3 separate regions of the Homo sapiens genome follow, and regions 2 and 3 are each linked to region 1. The links are chromatin contacts, found by Hi-C or POLR2A ChIA-PET in ENCODE. All regions are on one chromosome and are shown on one strand. The core of a region is the stretch at or near the end of the contact, and the rest is flanking DNA. Distances in the headings are between cores, read along the strand shown.

Region 1 (3,429 bases), core at 241-2,740:
CAGTAAGTCGTCAACACATGGCAAACACTGAGTTCATGTAGAGTCAAGATAATCCAAAATGATACTAATAGCCACTTTGTAGATATACAGATGTACCAAGGAGATACAGTGGGAAGGGAAGACTTTGGCGAGGGGCAGATTTATTGTGAAGTTTGCCAAGCTTTAAGTTCCAGAACTCCTTCCAAAGCCAAAGCCATGCACACACACATATTTACGCAGCGTGTGTGTGTGTTGAAGATATCCTCCCACAACTTATGTTTCAAGCCCCCAAACAGGTTCTAGTATTGGCCTCATCATTTCCTAGCTATGTAACTTTGGGCAAATAACTTCACTTCTCTGAGTTTCATTTTCCTTATCTGAAAAATAGAGCTGCAACATCAGGTGCGGTGGCTCACACTTGTAATCCCAACACTTTGGGAGGCCGAGGCAGGAGGATTGCTTGAGCCCAAGAGTTCGAGACCCCCACCTCTACAAAAAGTAAACAACAACAACAACAAAATGAGCCAGGTGTGGTGGTGCACGCCTGTAGTCCCAGCTACTCGCCCGGGATGCTGAGGTGGCAGGATCACTTAAACCCAGGAGGCCGAGGCTGCAGTGAGCCAAGATCGTGCCACAGCACTCCAGCCTGGGTGACAGAGGAGACACTATTGTAAAAGAAAAAAAAAGGGCTGCAAACCGTACGTTTCTCATTAAGTTATTGTAAGGCTCAAATGAATTCGCGTATACAAAGTGCGTAGCACAAGACATGGGATGTAGGAAATGCTCAAAAACTGTTATCATTTTTGCAATAAATACTGGCTCCTCTGGGAAAGAAGAGGGGTGGGGTAAATGATGTGCCTTGTTGCCTAGCCTGAGCCCACACTGCCAGAGAGGAGAGGACCCAGAATGAGACCCAGGTCTCCCGATTGCAGTTCATTCATGGGCAAGCAGTACATATTGAGAGCTTACTGGACACCATGCCAGGCTTGAGACCAGCCTGGCCAACATAGTGAAACCCCATCTCTACTAAAAATACAAAAATTAGCCAAGTGTGGTGGTGTGCGCCTGTAATCCCAGCTACTCGGCAGGCTGAGGCAGGAGAATTGCTTGAACCTGGGAGGCGAAGGTTCTGGCACATATTGAGCACTTGCTGAGAGGCAAAGTTCAGGCCTTCTGCCCCAGGCTTTTGGAGAGGGAGTCTCGGGGCCCCCTGAGGGGCCTCACCTGCACCCCCCGCACTCACCCATCTCCCCACTCTATCCCCTGTCCGCTCCGTACATGCCCGGCTCCAGCACCCGGAGCAGTGAAAGCTCAGGCACTACCCGCCGCCCGCCAGCCCGAGGGCCGCTCACCCAGGTTCTGCCCTCGCAGCACCGCGTACGGCCGGCTCCGCTCCAGCGGATCCACGGGGCTCGGGGCCTCTGCCTCCCCCACCAGGAGGCTGCAGAGGCCAAGGTACAGCCACGGTAACGCTGGACGCAGCATCTTCCCCAGCCCTGCAGAAGCAGAGAGGCCACTTCCGTCGCAAGCCCTGCCTCTGTCTCCTCCCAGGTCTCTCTGCGTCGCTGCCACCGCCCTTAGGGCGCGCGTCATTGCCATGGTAACTGTGCGTCCTGGTCTAAGTTCCGCTTCTGCCTAAGATTTGTTCCGGATTAACGTTCCTCAATAACTAATGTTTCCCCCGGACCAACTTTCCGTTCAGATCAACTTTCCGTCTGTGCCAACGTTCGCCGCGATTACCGTTCTGCTGTGGTTAGCGTTCCCTCATCCATTGGGGTCGAGGTCTTGTAGGTCCATTTGGGGCCTATTGAAGATTTTTTACGAATCCATGCATTTTCTTATTAAACCTTCATTACGGGCCTGGAAAATAGATACTGTGTTTCTATAGTACAAATGCCATCTTCTCAGGGAGCCCTTGCCCAGACATCCTTTTCTAAAATTGCAACCCTCCCTTTCCCTTAATGTACATTCTCCCTACCTTCGTTCTCTTCCATTCCCCCCATTCACTTTAGACTCATCACCATTTACCTTATACATTTAACGTACATTTGATGATTTTCTGAGGACCTGCTCCGCCCTAGCATGTAAAGTCCACGAGCACAGCGATTTTGTTCTTGCTCTCTGCTCTGTCCCAGAGACTGGGGGAGAGAGAGACCCTCTCATTTTGTTTTATATTGTTTTATACTCAGTACCTGTTTTAAGAAGAAACAACAAGGAAGTGAAACCAAAGACGGGCAGCCCGGCGCCAGGCCCGAAACCAGGCCTGGGCCTGCCTGGCCTAAACCCAGTTTCATGTGTGTGAAGAGACCACCAAACGTGTGTGAAGAGACCACCAAACAGGCTTTGTGTGAGCAACATGGCTGTTTATTTCACCTGGGTGCAGGCGGGCTGAGTCCGAAAAGAGAGTAAGCAAAGGGTGGTGGATTATCATTAGTTCTTACAGGTTTTGGGATAGGCGGTGAAGTTAAGAGCAATGTTTTGCGGGCAGGGGTGGATCTCACGAAGTACATTCTCAAGGGTAGGGAGAATTACAAAGAACCTTCTTAAGGTTGGGGGAGATTACAAAGTACCTTAAGGGTGGGGGAGATTACAAAGTACATTGATCAGTTAGGGTGGGGCAGAAACAAATCACAATGGTGGAATGTCATCAGTTAAGGCTATTTTTACTTCTTTTGTGGATCTTCAGTTACTTCAGGCCATCTGGATGTATACGTGCAAGTCACAGGGGATGCGATGGCTTGGCTTGGGCTCAGAGGCCTCACACCCAGTAGCTAAAAATCAACTCATAACTTAGAAACCGATGTTATTCATAGATTCCAGACATTGTATAGAAGAACGTTGTGAAACTCCCTGCCCTGTTCTGTTTCTCTCTTACCACTGGTGCATGCAGCCCCTGTCACGTACCACCTACTTGCTCAAATCAATCACGACCCTTTCATGTGAAATCTTTAGTGCTGTGAGGAGCCCTTAAAAGGGACAGAAATTGTGCATTCGGGGAGCTCGGATTTTAAGGCAGTAGCTTGCCGATGCTGCCAGCTGAATAAAGCCCTTCCTTCTACAACTCGGTGTCTGAGAGGTTTTGTCTGCGGCTCGTCCTGCTACAAGACTAGAAGAGTAGCATATTATATTCAGTAACTGTTTGCTGAATACATGAGGGAATTGAGCTAAGTGTTTGGCCCAACACTGCACACACAAAGTGGCAGAGCTAGAATTTGACCCAAGCATAGTTTTGAATCTGGAGGCTTTACCACCTCACACATTGCCTCACCTCCTGAAGGTTTGATTTGTAGTGGGATTAGTATCATTCACCTCACAATGGATGTGCAATACAAATGTCAGAGGCGTGTGAACCAGAGCAACTCCATCTTAAATAGGAGCTGGGTAAAATGAGGCTGAAACCTACTGGGCTGAATTCCCAGACGGTTAAGGCATTCTAAGTCACAGGATGAT
Region 2 (3,429 bases), core at 504-3,003, 1.0 Mb before region 1:
GGTGAAACCCCGTCTCTACTAAAAATACAAAAAAATTAGCCGGGCGTGGTGGTGTGCACCTGTAATCCCAGCTACTCAGGAGGCTGAGGCAGGATAATCGCTTGAACCTGAGAGGCGAGATCGTGCCATTGCACTGCAGCCTGGGCGGCAGAGCAAGACTCCATCTCAAAAAAAAAAGAATGTAAATTATCTCATCAATAATTTTCACATAGAAATGACATATTTTGTTTTTCTTTTCTTTGTTTTTCGGTAGCCATGGGTTCTTGCTATGTTGCCCAGGTGGCCTTGGACTCTGGGCCTGAAGCCATCCTCTCACCTGGCCTCCCAAAGTGCTGGGATTATAGGCATAAGCCACTGCACCTGCCCCAATATTTTGAACATATTGGGTCAAGGAAAAAATATGGTTAAAATTAATTTTACCTCTTGCTTTTTTTTTTTTTTTTTTTTTTTTTGATGCTGAATCTCTCTCTGTTGCCCAGGCTGGAGTGCAGTGGTGTGATCTCAGCTCACTGCAGCCTCCGCCTCCCAGGTTCTAGCGATTCTCCCGCCTCAGCCTCCCGAGTAGCTGGGATTACAGGCACGCGCCACCACACCTGGCTGATTTTTGTATTTTTTAGTAGAGACGGGGTTTCACCATATTGGCCATGCTGGTCTCGAACTCCTGACCTCAAGCAATCCGTGCCCCCCACCCCCACCCCCCGGCCTCCCAAAGTGCTGGGATTACAAGTATGAGCCATCGCACCTGACCTCTTTTTTTTTTTTTTTGAGATGGAGTCTGGTTCTGTCACCCAGGCTGGAATGCAGTGGCATGATCTTGGCTCAGTGCAACCTCCACCACCACGGTTCAAGCAATTCTCCTGCCTCAGCCTCCTGAGTAGCTGGAATTACAGGAGCCTGCCACCACGCCCGGCTAATTTTTGTATTTTTAGTAGAGATGGGGTTTCACCATGTTGGCCAAGCTGGTCTCGAACTCTTGACCTCAGGTGATCCACCAGCCTCGTTCTCCCAAAGTGCTGGGATTACAGGCGTGAGCCACGGCGTCTGGCCTACCTCCTGCTTTTCACTTTAATGTGGCTACTGGAAAATGTAAAATTACCTATGTGGCTCCTGTATATTTCTGTTGGAGAGTGCCATTCTGGAGACAGACAGACCGAACTGCCAATCTCTGTTTCACCACTTACAAGCTGCGTCAAAAAACTTACTATTTCTTCAAATTTCCTGGGTTCCCTGGGATGTAAAATGTGGGTAATGTTAGAGTTGGTGTGAATATTAAATGTAAATAATGAATGTAACATACTTAGCTCTATACCTGGCACCCAAGTAAACAATAAGTTTGTTGGCTATTAAAGACGTTGATTTCTCTACTGATATCGTCAGAGATGGGCCTCATGCTCATTAAAGTTCCTTCCTCTGCGACCTATTTCCACTCTGGCCACAATAATAACTAATTATAGCAGAGGCCTGACCCGACTTTCGGCTGTTGGCCTCCCTTCCCCACATCGAAAAATTCAAATCATGACCCAGGGTCCATCCTAGAAGTGTGCCATCTGTATTTATGAATGGAGCCTAAGCAAATCTGAAAACCAAGCAGCCCCAGGCAACTGAGCCCAGCGTAGCAACCGACGCCGGGGCCTGTTGCTAAGGGAAAAGAAAGAAAGGACGTGGTCCGTCAGCTATTGCTCTCCGGGGGCAGCTACTTCCGGTCCCCCTGGGAGCTGTCCTGCGGTCTACGTTCCCCCGAGGTGCTGGGACTGCGGCCGCAGGTTCCGCTGTCTCGGGAACCGTCGTATCCCTCGGTCCGGCGGCGGCGGCGGCGGTAGCGGAGGAGACGGTTTCAGGCCTCCGGTGCGGCTGCAATGCTGAGCTCCCGGGCCGAGGCGGCGATGACCGCGGCCGACAGGGCCATCCAGCGCTTCCTGCGGACCGGGGCGGCCGTCAGGTGAGATTTTGGGGGGCGGGGCTGCCGAAGAGGCCGGGACCAGGGTCCCCAGCTTGGGCCCGTGACGGCTTTTTCATGCCCTAGTTGGGGTCTCCAGGGCCCGCGCGGGCATTCTGGAAGGTTCTGCGTCCTTTAGGGTTGGAGGCCTGGGCCCGTAGGTGGGAGGACTGACGGGCTCCAGTCCTTCGGCAACACCAATTCTGTCTGCACTCCCCAGGTCTGTCAGTCCCTCCCCCTCCTGTCATTGTTCCCAGGACACCCGGGGCACTCCAGTCTTGTCAAGGCCCCTAATTCTGTCAGTGCCCTCAGTCCTTTCAGTGCCTCCTAGGCCTGCCAAGACCCCTCAATCCTTCTAGTATACCCCCAGTCCTTCTGGGTCCCCCAATCATATCAGTTTCTGGACTGCCAGGGTTCCCCAACCTTGGCACGGTTCTTCTAGTCCTATAAGTGCCCCGGGCCTGCGAGCCCCGCGTTTTGTTAGTACCGCCCCCTATTCCTGTTAGCCCGCCCTCTAGTCTAATATGGATCGCCACTTCTGTCTGGGTCCCTGATGTTGTTAGTGTGAGTAAAGGCCCTTGTTTTGCAAGGGTCTCTAAATTGGTCAGGGCCCCTTTAACCTGTTAAGGTTGCTTGGTCCTGTTAAAGCCCTCCGTTCTTGTTAGGACTCCTCGATTGCCTGGGTCCCCAATCCTGTCAGGGCCCCCATTTCCCTCTTATTCACCCTCCCAAGGGCTCCAGGCTTCAGAACTGAGTACCCCCTCCCCCACTGCTGACCCCAAATGACTGAGACCTGTTGCTCAGGTCGGCTTCCTCTGGAACTGGAGCAGGTTTAAAGAGCTTATTATCCCAGGGCTGAAAGTCCTCGATACTTATCCTGTCCAGTGCCCCCATTCCGTAGATAGGAAGTGTGGCCCCATAGCTGACCTCATAGCAGAGTTGGGAGGAGAAGCCAGATCTTTTCATCCGCAGGCCCCACCACTCTCCTCGTGATGTCATTTTGCAGAGGAATGGAGTTTCCAAAGTCGCCACTTGTCCCTGGGTATTTTTTCCTTATGCTGCCAAAGTCATGGACAAGTCCTCTCTCCCATCCCCTTGACACTCTTCCCTTCAGTTTCCATCTTGAACTTCGTGGTTTTAAGCACAGACCTGGGGAGACAGACAGGCATGATTCAGAGCCATGTTCCTTCACTCACTGTGACCAAGTTGGGCTCTTAGTTTCTTCTGCTATAAAAATGAAAGTGATAGTAGAACCTGCATCTGTGGGGTTGTTTTAAAAATGAGGTAAGATTGTCACAGGGCCTGGCAGAGAGTATGTACCCTTAAATATTAGTGTTTGATTAGGGGATTTTAAAGCACTGGTAAAGCACCTTAGCACTTCCATGACAGTCCTTTATAATCTTTCCAGGCACTTTTGTGAACTCACGTATCGTGTAAAAGCACAGTGATGTATTAAGAAACTTCAAGAATACCTTTCACCAGCTGGGCATGGT
Region 3 (3,429 bases), core at 479-2,978, 600 kb after region 1:
AGCAGTGCGCACATGGCACCGTCAGGGTCTGTGCTGATCCTGGGTGCTCAGAGGGCCTGCAGCAGCAGGTTTTGTACCAACTCTGCCGGCAACCCAGGTAGAGGCAGGCACGAGCACCTGCTAAACTCAGTTTCCACCAGCTGCATGCTGCATTGTCTCCTAAGAACAGGGTATTCGAGAGGATTGTTCAGTCTGCATGGTTTTTAAAGGCGGTTCCAAGCTAAGGAATTCCATCAGTGCTTTTTTCGCAGCCACCAAATTTAGCAGGCCTGTGAGGTTTTCATATCCTGAAGAGATGTATTTTAAAGCTTTTTTTTTTTAATGAAAAAATGTCAGACACACACAAAAGTAGAATAGTACCATGGAGTCCCCACGTACCCAGCCTGCAGCTTCAACAGTTACCACATTTGCCAACCGGAGAGACTGCCAAGGCAGGAAAAAGCCCTGGAAAGCCCACGGCCCCTTTTTCCCTTGGGTCAGAGGCCTTAGAGCTGGCTGCCAAAGCAGCCAACCAAAGGGGCAGCTCAGCTCCTTCGTGGCACCAGCAGTGTTCCTGATGCAGTTGAAGAGTTGATGTCTTTGACAACATACGGACACTGCCTGGATTACCTAGATGTCACATCTTAATTGCCAATTGATGAAATTAGGTAAATGAAAAGAAAGCACTTAAATTTCCCCTTAGAGCATTTTAACATGACATGCAATCAGGTTTTGTCTGCTAATAATTATTTCTCCCCCTCCATCCCTCCCACCAGTTTCTTTCCTGAAGTCTGTGAGGCCGCTATAAACAGGTAGATGAAGTTAGAGCAGTTATGGCCCTAAATGGTCCACAGTTGGGTATTGGCACTACCGCAGTTTCAGGTGATGTCGGCATTTTTAGAAATAGGAGGAGATGGAAAAATTACGCTTCAGCTGTTAAAAATATTTTTGGGGCATTGAGTTACTTTAAAACACGTATATTCTCTAAGCTGTTTTTATCTGAACTTGTAGAGTCTATTCATTTTCTTGTTCAGAACATTTTGTAATATGTGAAACCTTTTATAATTAAAACTCTGAACTGCAGATTAAGTCTGACTTGCAGTTTTGTAAGATTCTAATGGATTAACAGCATTTTGTTTTGCAGGATTCCTGCCAGCTCCCAGGGGCTTTGGTTATAGAAGTGAAGTGGACTAAATACGGATCCCTGCTGAATCCACAGGCCAAAATAGTCAATGTAACTGCAAATCTAATTTCATCCTCCTTTCCTGAGGTAGGCCTAACCTAGTTTAAAGGCATAGGTTAAGACAGAAGTCTAGACACAACTCAAGTGTGGTAGGTGACAGGTATTACTTTGTGAAAAAGATTATAATTTAAACCATGGGGGTTCATAAAATATTTCAGCAGTCATTCTTAGAAACACTGACGATGGTTCTACTTACATTAGCATTCTGGTTCAGATTGGATCTTTAAAATTCTCATGAAAATTATGATATTCACGTGTTAATCAGACACCCTGGTAAAATTGTTTCTCTCATCCAAGTTAATGGCCAATTAGTGCTCCAGGACCTATCAGATTCATGAACTGACAGTAGTTGGGTGAGGAAGAGAATGAAAAGTGTCTCATTGTTGTCATTCTGGGAGCACACTGGAGGGTGGGCCTTGCATCTCTCTGTTTATTACAGGCCAACTCAGGAAATGAAAGGACGATTCTTATTTCCACTGCGGTTACTTTTGTGGATGTGTCTGCACCTGCAGAGGCAGGCTTCAGAGCTCCACCAGCCATCAATGCCAGGCTGCCCTTTAACTTCTTCTTCCCGTTTGTTTGACGTAAGTGAGGAAACTACGCCCCTCCTCTGAGGTCATCCCCTTTGGAAAGTGTGCACGTGGGGCTAGAAGTCCCTAGGGGATACTGCATTTTATACTTTTTGAGGGTCTCGCTTTGTTGCCCAGGCTGGAGTGCAGTGGTGTGATCATGGCTCACTGCAGCCTTGACCTCCTGGGCTCAAGCAATCCACCCACCTCAGCCTCCTAATAGCTGGGACTACAGGTGCACACCACAACACCTGGCTAATTTTAATATAGTTTGTAGAGATGGGGTCTTGCTGTGTTGACCAGGCTGGTCTCAAACTCCTGGGCTCAGGTGCTCCTCCTGCCTCGGCCTCTGAAAGTGCTGGGATTACAGGTGTGAGCCACCATGCCTAGCCTTATTATACTTCTAACCTTTGAGGTTGCCTCCAAACCAGCACACTGCCCTTCTCCACTCCCTTCCTGCCTTTTTTCCTTTTGGAAATGTTATTCTATCTGACTTTTGAATGGGGAATATGCTTAACACATAGGTCATAGATGATAGAACCCAAAAAGTCTTTGGGGAGATGGTAAAGAACATGAACAGGACTTGAAGCAGCAGAGGCAAGGGGGATTTGGCCAGTTCATTCATCCCCTGCTTTGAGTTATTTATTTTAAAAATACTCAGTTCAGGTTTTTTCCTTTTTGGGTCCGGTTGAAATGAGTACAAAAAAATAGCAAAATATTAGATAAAATCATGCGAGAAGAGCACACAGCCCTTACAAGGGGATCTTCCCCCAAATACCTTGTTAATTATAGTGGAGTCTTGGGTCTAATTGCCATTTCTGCACCAGGCACTGTAGCTAGCTTGCTCTCCGACTGGCAGGCTGGTATGGGTGCCACAGAGGAAAGAATACAGTAGGAGGGTCCAGGGAAAAGAGAGAGTTTATTTTATACAGTAGTTGTTTTATTTTATACAGTAGTTGTACAGTAATTGAGGAAAAATGTTGTCAGGTGGCAGAAAACAATGGAGCCACCTAGAAGCTGGCTGATGCAGCTGGGGCACACAGAGGAGGGGCCTGGGTACCCCTTTTGGGGAAACTGAGACGAAGCTATTTAGAACAGCTTGAAAATAAGAGACTTTTCTAGAATGGGGTGGCAGCTAAAGTAGCTTCTTTTTCTTTCTTTCAGAATGCTCAGATGCATCAGTTCCTTAATATACACGTGAAATTTGAAAACTGTACATTCGGTGAGATTAAATTTTATATACAACTAGCAATTGTCCAGCTTTGTTGCTCATTTTCAATTAAGGCTAAAGTGTTCAACATGAGAAAATGTGATACATTTGATACAGTGTGGGGTGGGAGTGGATGGGCAGCTCTTGGTGGTACTGGACCTTCCACAAGGCTGTGTCCACCCAGAATCCATGCTGGCAGGAGGGAGGCAGAGGTATCAAACCAAACCTCTCACCAAGCGGCCCAGGAGGGGCAGCTGTTCCTCTCGTGACAGCACAGGCCCATGAGACAGTGTCTTCTTTTTGAGGGGAGCTGGTCCGGGTCTAGTTCACTTCACCAAGAAGTCCATGCTGTCGCAATAGTTTGTTAAGTCTTTCAATTTCTTGTTCCTATTGCAAAAGCAGACAAACACTGGAATTTACTTTGAGCC

The links. A loop is a pair of places that touch in the nucleus more often than their neighbours do. ChIA-PET counts read pairs that join two places held with the same protein, here RNA polymerase II (POLR2A). Pooled maps may share reads with other maps.
Region 2: a map of CD4-positive, alpha-beta T cell shows a loop between it and region 1 (10-fold over the local background). The contact joins the promoter of USP30 here to the promoter of C12orf76 in region 1. A Hi-C loop is called at or near these places in 1 of 168 maps with a recorded cell type or tissue (CD4-positive, alpha-beta T cell) and 6 of 50 pooled maps. POLR2A ChIA-PET finds 5 or more read pairs at or near these places in 1 of 52 experiments (BJ).
Region 3: a pooled map shows a loop between it and region 1 (3-fold over the local background). The contact joins the enhancer-like site here to the promoter of C12orf76 in region 1. A Hi-C loop is called at or near these places in 1 of 50 pooled maps. POLR2A ChIA-PET finds 5 or more read pairs at or near these places in 2 of 52 experiments (WTC11 and naive thymus-derived CD4-positive, alpha-beta T cell).

What each region holds. Positions count from the first base shown.
Region 1 is chr12:110,047,032-110,050,460 of GRCh38, forward strand. C12orf76 (chromosome 12 open reading frame 76) reads right to left here and starts at 1,491. Exons shown (of 2, transcript NM_001389625.1): 1 at 1,332-1,491. The coding sequence starts at 1,464. RefSeq lists a silencer at 1,200-1,259 and an enhancer at 2,180-2,439.
Region 2 is chr12:109,050,823-109,054,251 of GRCh38, forward strand. It overlaps USP30 (ubiquitin specific peptidase 30), which reads left to right and starts at 1,754. Exons shown (of 13, transcript NM_032663.5): 1 at 1,754-1,939. The coding sequence starts at 1,857. USP30-AS1 (USP30 antisense RNA 1) reads right to left here and starts at 3,143. Exons shown (of 2, transcript NR_038996.1): 1 at 2,864-3,143; 2 at 1,219-1,916. RefSeq lists enhancers at 1,948-2,447, 2,781-3,150.
Region 3 is chr12:110,646,088-110,649,516 of GRCh38, forward strand. TCTN1 (tectonic family member 1) reads left to right here. Exons shown (of 15, transcript NM_001082538.3): 13 at 1,109-1,249; 14 at 1,662-1,806; 15 at 2,956-3,343. The coding sequence ends at 1,805. HVCN1 (hydrogen voltage gated channel 1) reads right to left here. Exons shown (of 8, transcript NM_032369.4): 8 at 2,599-3,388. The coding sequence ends at 3,323. Among named protein-coding and RNA genes, the nearest start is that of TCTN1, 34 kb to the left of the region's middle. RefSeq lists an enhancer at 1,917-1,976. Within about 2 kb of position 1,729, at least 4 of the 41 ENCODE cell types and tissues checked have a DNase peak (open chromatin) inside an H3K27ac peak, as active enhancers do.